Linked DNA regions of Homo sapiens: regions 2 and 3 are each linked to region 1. A link is a contact called in ENCODE Hi-C or POLR2A ChIA-PET data. All regions are on one chromosome and are shown on one strand. Each heading gives the region's core, a stretch centred on a gene start or an enhancer-like site at or near the end of the contact. The rest is flanking DNA. Distances are from core to core; before and after follow the strand shown. Region 1 overlaps SPRED2 (sprouty related EVH1 domain containing 2). Region 2 overlaps LINC02245 (long intergenic non-protein coding RNA 2245). Region 3 holds the start of SLC1A4 (solute carrier family 1 member 4).

Evidence for each region. A loop is a pair of places that touch in the nucleus more often than their neighbours do. ChIA-PET counts read pairs that join two places held with the same protein, here RNA polymerase II (POLR2A). Pooled maps may share reads with other maps.
Region 2: a pooled map shows a loop between it and region 1 (2.9-fold over the local background). The contact joins two enhancer-like sites. A Hi-C loop is called at or near these places in 1 of 37 single-sample maps with no recorded cell type and 2 of 50 pooled maps. POLR2A ChIA-PET finds 5 or more read pairs at or near these places in 2 of 52 experiments (HEK293 and naive thymus-derived CD8-positive, alpha-beta T cell).
Region 3: a loop to region 1 is called in a pooled map, with 2.4 times the contacts of the local background. The contact joins the promoter of SLC1A4 here to the enhancer-like site in region 1. A Hi-C loop is called at or near these places in 1 of 37 single-sample maps with no recorded cell type and 6 of 50 pooled maps. POLR2A ChIA-PET finds 5 or more read pairs at or near these places in 1 of 52 experiments (PC-9).

The regions. Positions count from the first base shown.
Region 1 is chr2:65,357,434-65,360,595 of GRCh38, forward strand. The region is part of intron 1 of SPRED2 (sprouty related EVH1 domain containing 2); the gene reads right to left. Among named protein-coding and RNA genes, the nearest start is that of SPRED2, 74 kb to the right of the region's middle. RefSeq lists enhancers at 93-594, 627-776. Within about 2 kb of position 1,626, at least 6 of the 41 ENCODE cell types and tissues checked have a DNase peak (open chromatin) inside an H3K27ac peak, as active enhancers do.
Region 2 is chr2:64,915,453-64,918,614 of GRCh38, forward strand. The region is part of intron 1 of LINC02245 (long intergenic non-protein coding RNA 2245); the gene reads right to left. Among named protein-coding and RNA genes, the nearest start is that of LINC02245, 15 kb to the right of the region's middle. RefSeq lists enhancers at 40-119, 1,033-1,222, 1,593-1,642, 2,653-2,732. Within about 2 kb of position 1,606, at least 25 of the 41 ENCODE cell types and tissues checked have a DNase peak (open chromatin) inside an H3K27ac peak, as active enhancers do.
Region 3 is chr2:64,987,653-64,990,814 of GRCh38, forward strand. SLC1A4 (solute carrier family 1 member 4) reads left to right here and starts at 1,747. Exons shown (of 8, transcript NM_003038.5): 1 at 1,747-2,518. The coding sequence starts at 1,992. RefSeq lists silencers at 1,057-1,756, 1,967-2,146 and an enhancer at 1,749-2,333.

The DNA of each region.
Region 1 (3,162 bases), core at 376-2,875:
TGGAAAAATTAAAATCCAGACTGCAGAAGGGACTTGTTCAAGGTCACTGACATTAGGGACAGATAAAGGACTAAGATCAGTCTCTGTGACAACCCCCGATCACACTTTTGAAAGGACCTCGTGTGGTGGCAGAAGTGCGCATATTCAAGTTAGGTGCTCTGGAGGATAAGTTATTCCTTATCTTGGTCCCTTGAAATTTACTGGATAGGCAACTGATTGTGAAAGGAATTCTAAGGAGAAATGAAGAGGTAACACTGGCAACACAGCTACATGAAAAAATCACAGAGCTAGAGGGTGATCCTACTCATCCTGCTGAAGTTTCACACCAATAGAGGTAATTCCTTTTTGGATCTGTTGTAATGAGTGCCGTAAGTCAGGACAGGTGACCTAACCTGACCTAACCTCCATTACACATCTTCTCACAACCGGGTGAGGCACCCCAAACTCTTATTACTGAGCTTCAGTTTCCTTATGTGTAAAATGAGGGGTAGAGACCACAAATGACTTTTGAGACCCTTTCAACTTTGATCCCTTTTCATGCTTTGTGTTTTAAAAAAATGGCCTTAAAGTCCTGTAGTTGTGGCAGAGGGCTTAGCAAACTTAAGCCACTAAAATACCCTACAAAAGCAGATCAGAAAACTTTCAGCAGTAAAATGCAACTGAGAGTATACTTTGAGTAGAGAAAAAACTTGAAACCACAAAGACCTGAAACCATGACAGACTAACAGATATGTTCTCTCAGTGCCAGTGTTATGACACAATTATGAAGTTTCCAGGAGTGAAACTGGTTTATCCAAGTATTTTGAAAAAGCAAGAAAATGATGAAAATTGAGTTTTAATAAGTTTAATAAGATCCTCTGGGGGAAAATAAAAGGTACAACCTGGTCATCTAGCTGGGTTTACGCATCCACAAATGTGAGATTCTCTTTAGCCACATGGAAGAAAAACCCCATGACATATTTATGGAACAAATGCAGGCCAAGAAGAGAAGAGAGATCTACCCTTTTTCTCCCAAACAGTTGATTCTATCTGCCTTATCAGTTGACTCAACATGAACTCCCCAGCCCCAATCTTTACTACATTCAGAGTGAAAAGGAGAAAATGTTAGGAAAAGGTAACAAAGCAATTATTTAGCTTAAAAATAGGGAAAGACATTTCTTATAGACCTCTGCTAAAGCAGCTCAGTGCACATCAAGTTGCAACTTAGGTTTAAGTTGCTTCAATGTGACAAATAATTTCTGGTCCAAACGTAAGTCAGTTGTTTGAAATTGGAATGTATCTTCCCTACAGAAAAAACATAAAATGGTGGGCAACTGGGTTCCCAATCCAGCCCACGAAAGCCCAATCAACGTGGAAAAATATTCCCAAATGTTTCAACTGCTTACTGACAGTCTCCTTGACAAGAAGCCTCTTTCCCCACTGCCAGAAAGGCCAGTTCCTCTCAGCTCTTGCTGGGTTTTGGCCAAGGGCTTTCCTATCTGGGGGTGGGGTGAGGGAGAAAAGGTAAGGAGGAGGAATTCTTCTTAAACTTCTGATTTAGGCTTCATTTTGGGGATCCTCAGAATGTGGCACCACTGAATCTTGAATGGCTCTAAAAGGATCCGTACTGATGTTATTTTACAAATCCCAACTTAAGTGTTACTGGGGAAATTCTTTCCTTTTAGGGTCACAATGACTGTTGGTGAGCAATTAAGTCAAGTGTCAGGCTCATAGGATATAGTCATGATGCAATGGATTCTTGACTAGTTGACTACACAGAGGGACAGGATTTGTCCTACAAGCGCAATTTCCTTCCGAGTTATAACAAGACAGAGCCATCCACTCAGTACACATATTTCCCATGTTACTTTCCTGACATAAAAGAACTAGGCAGCAAGGATAATGTAAAGGCCAACTAGCTACCAAGCTTCCTCAGTTTTAACACGTTAGTCTTAAAATATTTTTTCATTTATAAGGGAGTAGTGTAGTTTGAAGTACTTGATTCAGAAAGAACTCCAGGAAATACTAGAGCTATCTCCACCTCCCAAAGCCAACTAGCTTGTGGAGGCACTAGAAGGCATTTTTTTTCAAGACTCATGATTTTCACAGATAACTGAAACCCTGCGTGGCTAAGCTGCTGAAGTTGGGCTTTCCTGGCCATCACCAACATGTTTGCAGCAGGGAGCCCAACCAAGCTTTAAGTCATGCAGTCTGTGGTGGTTAAAGACCACTGCTGGCTGGGCGCAGTGACTCACGCTTGTAATCCCAGCACTGTGGGAGGCTGAGGCGGGTGGATCATGAGGTCAGGAGATCCAGACCATCCTGCCTAACACGGTGAAGCCCCGTCTCTACCAAAAATGCAAAAAATTGGGCCAGGTGCGGTGGCTCATGCCTGTAATCCCAGCACTTTGGGAGGCCAAGGAGGGTGGATTACCTGAGGTCAGGAGTTTAAGACCAGCCTGGCAAACATGGTGAAACTCCGTCTCTACTAAAAGTACAAAACTCAGCCTGGTGTGGTTCTGTGTGCCTGTAGTCCCAGCTACTCGGGAGCCTGGGGCAGGAGAATCGCTAGAACCCCGGAGGCGGAGGTTGCAGTGAGCCAAGGTCGCGTCACTGCACTCCAACCTGGGCGACAGAGCGAGACTCCATCTCAAAAAAAAAAAAAACAAAAAAAAACAAAAAAAAAACAAAAAAAAAAAAAACAAAGACCAAAAGACCACTGCTCAAGACAGGACAACCAAGTGGCTACTGCCAACTTCTTCCACCAGAGAGCTTTACTGACAGGTGGAAGGGCCCTCGACTTAATGTTGGTCAAAAGGAACAACTCTCTGCTCATTTCACTCACTGGTGTGCTTCAGCCACTTCTCAGGACTAACTTCACACAGTTTCATTCTCCAGGAAAGTCACAGTCACTGAAAGCATCCTGGATATGCCATCCCCTGAAAACTGCCGCACACCCAGCAGTGAGTTGCTGGCATATATGGAAGCTCTTGTGTTAACTTTTTCTTGTGTGTTCGCATATAGCGAATTAACCTTAACACCTGTGGTCCATACATACAATGGAATTATTCCGCCTTAACAAAGAAGGAAACATTGTCATATGCTATAACATGGATGAATCTTGAGGATATTGTGCTAAGTGAAACGTCAGTCACAAAAAGAAATACTGCATGATTTGTTCCG
Region 2 (3,162 bases), core at 356-2,855, 440 kb before region 1:
ACCTGTTACACAACAACAAATAACTAACACAGTATTTTCCCCGCAATTTTCAAGTTCTATATAATGTACATATATTGCCTTACAACCAGAAAAAAAATGTTTTCAAAGATCAAGTAAATCCTTCATTCCAGTGTGATACAGAACAACCTGTTCAGTTGTCTGTCTGAGTACCATCACTGCTTTGCACACCTGTACCCACTGAAGTCCATGTGGTAAGACACCAGCTACACACCAGGGAGGCCTGAACAGGGGTTGGTCTTAATTTGGTTTTGCCAGAGAACTTCGTGTTGCAAAACATCCCATAAAAAGGGATGATTCTTTTCGTGTGATGCAGGTCTTGCAAATGTAGCCAAAAATCAGTTAATTCCCTCAGGAAATTGGATAACATTTAAACCTGGTTAACTGCCTCAAACGTTGTATAAAGTAATAAATAGCATTTGACTATTACCAACAGCTACATTTTGTTTATAGAGGATTTTCTTTCTTTTATTTTTTTTTATTATTATTTTTTTTTAGAGACAAGGTCTCCTTCTGTCGCCCAAGCTGGAGTGCAGTGGTGCAATCACGGCTCATTGCAGCCTCAACCTCCCAGGCTCAAATGATCCTCCCAGCTCAGCTTTTTGGGCACCTGGAACTACAGGCACATGTCACCACACCCAGCTTGGATTTCCCAAAATTGGAAATGTACATTTTTCTTTTGAAGGTCAGTGGGCCTAGAACAAAATGTGGCATGGTAGGGAGAATGCTGTCCTTGAACCTGAAGCCTTCCCTCTGCCAGGAACAGCTCTGTGGCTCTGCAACAAGTCACTTTGCCTCTCTGGCCAGTTTCCTTATATGTAAAACAGCAGTGTTGAATATACTATCTCTAATGACTCCAAAAATTTGTTACCCTATATAGTCTTGCTTTAACCTACCATGGTATTTTGGCTCTTGAATGACAAGCCTGAGCCCCCACTCATGATGGATGTTGCACTATCCAGTATGGAGGCCACTATGTGCATGTGGCTAAATTCAAATTAATTTAAATGAACTAAAATTAAAATGTATTTCTCTGTTGCAGTAGCCATGTTTCAGGTGCTCCATAGCACCTGCAGCCAGTGGCGATGTATGACACAGCGCAGAGTTAGAGCACTTCCACCATCACAGAAAGTTCTACTGGACAGCTGCTCTAGGGCCTCACCTCTCCAAGTGTGGTCCACGAACCAGCAGCACCACATTACCTAGGAGCCCTTAGAAATGTAGACTGGGCTCAGACTGGGCACAGTGGCTCACGCCTGTAATCCCAGCACTTTGGGAGGCCAAGGCAGGCTGATCACCTGAGGTCAGGACTTCAAGACCAGCTTGGTCAACATGGTGAAACCCCGTCTTTACTAAAAATACAAAAATTAGCCAGGCGTGGTGGCAGGTGCCTGTAGTCTCAGCTACTCGGAAGGCTGAGGCAAGAGAATCGCTTGAATTCAGGAGGCGGAGGTTGCAGTGAGCTGAGACTGTGCCATTGCACTCCAGCCAGGGCAATAAGAGTGAAACTCCGTCTCAAAAAAAAAAAAGAAAAGAAAGAAAGAAAAGAAAAGAAACGTAGACTCTTGGGCCCTACCCCAGATCAGCCGAATCAGAATCTGGATTTTAACAAGATTCCCCAGTGCCTCCTGCAGGTGTGAGTTTGAGAAGCCCTGCTATAGGGAATGTTCTCTGCTGAGCAGGTGACTGGAAGGACAGAGTGGTGGTTAGATGTGTGTCCTCGGCCGGATGCAGTGGCTCATGCCTGCAATCCCAGCACTTTGGGAGGCCGAGGCTGGAGGATCACTCGAGCCCAGGAGTTAGAGACCAGCCTGGGCAACATAGGGAGACCTTGTCTTTACAAAAACATAAACAAAATTAGCCGGGCATGGTAGTGCATGCCTGTGGTCCCAGCTACTTGGGAGGCTGAGGCAGGAGGATCACTTGAGCCTGGAAGGTCAAGGATGCAGTGAGCCAAGATCGTGCCACTGCACTCCAGCCTGGGCAACAGAGTGAGACCTTGTCTCAAAAAAAAAAAAAAAAAAAAATTGTGGCCTCTGTGACCACACTCAGCGGATGTGTAGCCTGGCTACTTCTTGGCTGTGTGAACTTAGGCAAATTTCTTAACCCTTCTGGGCTCCAGTTTCCTTATTCAGAAAATAGTATCCATCTCATGGGAAACTCTGAGGCCATAACAATATAAGACAATTATCACAGTGCCTCCCTAACACACAGTAAGTGCTCTTTAAATGACAGTTTTGTTATTTTGGGGTTCTGCAAGGTTTCAGGTTTCTGACAACCCCAGGCCTTGAGATCCAATGCAGACAACAGGCCAAGAGCGGCTCTTCTCCTTTCTGCCACAGGGTGGCGCTGTGTCACAACGTCCTTTCCTCTCCCGCAGACTTGGAGCTGGCTCCCCGGCAGGAAACCAGAATTTGAGATTTCCGCTGTCTCTGTTTCCGATTACTAAGCACGACCGGGCAGCCTGGACACCGATCCAAGCATTCATCTGGCAGATAATAGGAAAACAGTCCTCAGCTTTGTATCCAGTTGGAATGCAAAAGTAAGGGTCGAACCAAGAGTTCAATAAGGGCTGTGTGAAAGTGGTCGTGGAAGCCGGAGACTCCTGATGGAGGGCTGGGGGCAGGGAAGTTTCGGATTTTCTGTATCAGCTGTGCAACGACTTGTGTTCCTTGAACCACATGTTCAAACTACAGCCCTTTGCTGGCCAAGTATATGGGTGTGTGTGTGGGCGGGGAGTCGGGGTGGGGAGCCTGTGGGAGGTGTGGGTGTGAGAAGGAGAGACAGAGAGAGGATTTTTAATGTTTTGAAACAGGGTCTTGCTCTGTTCTCAGGCTGGAGTGCAGTGGTGCAATCACAGCTCACTGCAGCCTCGACCTCCCTGGCTCAAGCAATCCTCCCGTCTCAGCCTCCTGAGTAACAGGGGCCACAGGCATGTGCCACCATGCTCGGCTAATTTTTTATTTTTGGTAGAGATGGGAGTCTCCCTATGTTGCCCAGGCTGGTCTCAAACTCCTGGGCTCAAGGGATCCTCCCATGTCAGTCTCCCAAAGTGCTGGGATTACAGGTATGACCCGCCGTTTCTGGCTGGGATTTTTTAAGGAGTCGATTTCTAAAGTTTCTCAAACTTGAGCCTACCTCACA
Region 3 (3,162 bases), core at 497-2,996, 370 kb before region 1:
CCCCCCCCCCACACACAATCCTTACAAGTTCTAGCCAATAGCTGGCTGGCTCCAAGCAATAAAATACTCACTGTCTCAAAATTTGGACAGCTCCTTAAAGTTCCTTATGAAGGCATTTTGATTTGCACAAATATGTCATGACATGTTTTAAGATGACTCCTTTATAGCAAGAAATCTATAGTAAATTGCCTTCCTCCTTAATTGAGGTTAGCCACAATTAAGTCTTCCCTTGCCTGGCACAGTGGGTGGTGCCAGCTACCAAGGAGGATCCCATAAGCCCAGGAACTGGGAGACCAGCCTGGGCAACATAGCGAGACCTTGTCCCAGAAAGAGAGGAAAGAAAGGAAAGAAAGGGAAAGAAGGAAAGAAGGAAGGAAGGGAGGGAGGGAGGGAGGGGGGGAGGAAGGAAGGAAGGAAGGAAGGAAGGAAGGAAGGAAGGAAGGAAGGAAAAAGAAAAAACAAAAGACCACCCACGGAAGTCTTTAAAGAACAATTCACAAGCAGAATAAAAAAATATAAAAATATAATAACTGTGATACAGTAAAAAGACTCAGCAGAAGTTTCCCTTGTAACTCGCGTGGCCAAAGCAGATATCAAATAAAAGATGAAATAAACAGGAAATCCATAGAACGTGAACAATAAGGAACCGTTCAGGATGGCCAAACCGCCGTCTGCGCTGTTTTCTCGCCAGGGCTCAGGCCTGGGAACGGAAGAGGTTAAAATCCAGTGGCTTGTGTTTCAGCTTTGGTTACGTGGCAGAAACCAACTGGAAGTGGTGGCGTGAGAGCTCTGTTTCTTCTAGAAGAGCTTTGCGTCTTAAACGCCCATACCGCAGACAGCTGCCTGGCGGGCGACCCAGCCCCATCCTGATGGCCCCAGGACACAAGCCCAGGAGCGCCCCGGTGCGCGCGGTTCCGCGGCCCAGGGGCGCCGGGTTTGGTGGCACAGCGAGCCCCCTTTCTCTAGCGGTATGGCTGCGTTAGAGCCCTAATGAGCGCGTGCGAAGGCTCCCCTTATTCATCCATCCTCCGGTCCGTCCTTTGTCTCAAGGCCGGGGCCTTGCTGGGCACCATGGCGTGCTTTACCGCACAAGCCCCTGAGGACCCCTGGAAGAAGGGATCTTCCGCAGGAGGGGACGCGACGGCAGGACCGCCCCGGGCCCCCTCACCGCGCCCGGCCCCCTGGCGGGAGAGGCCGGCGAGCTCTGGAGAGGAGCGCGGGCCGCGCGGGGCGAAAGCGCCACCCGGGAGAGAGGGATCCTCCCCTCTCCTCCTCTCTTCTCCCCTCCCCTCCCTCCCCTCCCACAGTCCTCAGGAGGAGGAACGCCGCTGCGTTCTAAGTTCTCCCGGGCCCTCTGGCCCCGAGGACTCAGATCCCGGCCGCGGGAGAGGGCCCGGCAGGTGCCAAGGAGCCCGGGCGGTCCTTCAGCCCGCACTTCCCCGCGGTCGCCCGGAGCCGGCCTCCGTTAGCCGGGCGGGTAGGCGGCTATTGGCGCCAGGATTGGCCGGCGCCGCCCGCGCCCCCGCGGCCTCGGGTGGAGCCTCCCGCCCGGCCGCCCCCTGCGGCACCCGCGACACGGGTGGGGACCAGAGGCTCCCGGCGGCGGCTCCCGGCGGCGGCTCCCGGGCTGTGATTGGCCAGCGCCACAGGGGGCGGGACGGCGGGCGTGAAGTGAGCGGGCTGGGGCCGCTGGCGCGCCCTCCTACTTCCCCGTCTGCGTCCGCGTTCGCGGCTCCCGTTTGCATCATCTCCAGCCGGCGGCTGCTCCAGGGAGGCTGGGCGCGATCCTCTCCGCCCGCGGCTCCAACCCGCACTCTGCGCCTCTCCTCGCCTTTCTCGCACCTGCTCCTGCGCCAGGCCCGGAGACCCCCGGGGCGGCTTCCCAGAACCTGCGGAGCACAACTGGCCGACCGACCCATTCATTGGGAACCCCGTCTTTTGCCAGAGCCCACGTCCCCTGCCACCTCTAGCTCGGAGCGGCGTGTAGCGCCATGGAGAAGAGCAACGAGACCAACGGCTACCTTGACAGCGCTCAGGCGGGGCCTGCGGCCGGGCCCGGAGCTCCGGGGACCGCGGCGGGACGCGCACGGCGTTGCGCGGGCTTCCTGCGGCGCCAAGCGCTGGTGCTGCTCACCGTGTCCGGGGTGCTGGCGGGCGCGGGCCTGGGCGCGGCGTTGCGCGGGCTCAGCCTGAGCCGCACGCAGGTCACCTACCTGGCCTTCCCCGGCGAGATGCTGCTCCGCATGCTGCGCATGATCATCCTGCCGCTGGTGGTCTGCAGCCTGGTGTCGGGCGCCGCCTCGCTCGATGCCAGCTGCCTCGGGCGTCTGGGCGGCATCGCTGTCGCCTACTTTGGCCTCACCACACTGAGTGCCTCGGCGCTCGCCGTGGCCTTGGCGTTCATCATCAAGCCAGGATCCGGTGCGCAGACCCTTCAGTCCAGCGACCTGGGGCTGGAGGACTCGGGGCCTCCTCCTGTCCCCAAAGAGACGGTGGACTCTTTCCTCGACCTGGCCAGGTAACACTCTCCACCTCTCCCAGGGCCCAGTGGGAGACGCCAGTTCTCGGATGCCCTCCAGTTCATACACCCATATGCTTATACACTCCTAAGAGTTAATTCTTAGCTGGCTGCTGGTGGCGTTTAACGTTTTAAAAATATCAAAATGACGTCTGGAGTTTTTGCGTGCTGACCACACCTTTGCAAACAGCTGGGGCGCACCGCACAATCGAAAGAGCAGGGCCGCATCTTTGAGCAAGAACCAGTCCCCACCGTTAGGTGGGCGTTTGTTAGGGAAGAGCCAGCCGCCCCGCCTGTTCTTTACTCCTTATACTCTCGCGCTGCTCTCCCCGGTAAAAATGTTCCGACCACGCCCCAGTGGCTTCGCCTCATTTTCTCCCACATGGTGCCTAAAAGCTTCTGGGAGCATTGGTTAAGTTTTGCCTCTTGGGTCATCCGGCTTGCAATCTATGGCCTTCTCTGTTACAGTCCTTGGCTGCGAAGGAAGCTGGCAATTTTCTGCAGTTATCAGTGGACCCACGGATAATAGGGCTGGGGTTAGTTGAGTGAGACATATTGCCCAGAAATATGCCTCTCCTGAGGGCTTGGGGCTTGGGACAGGTTGCTGTCCACCCCAGTAAAGACCACGGCAGAGTGCTGTGTTT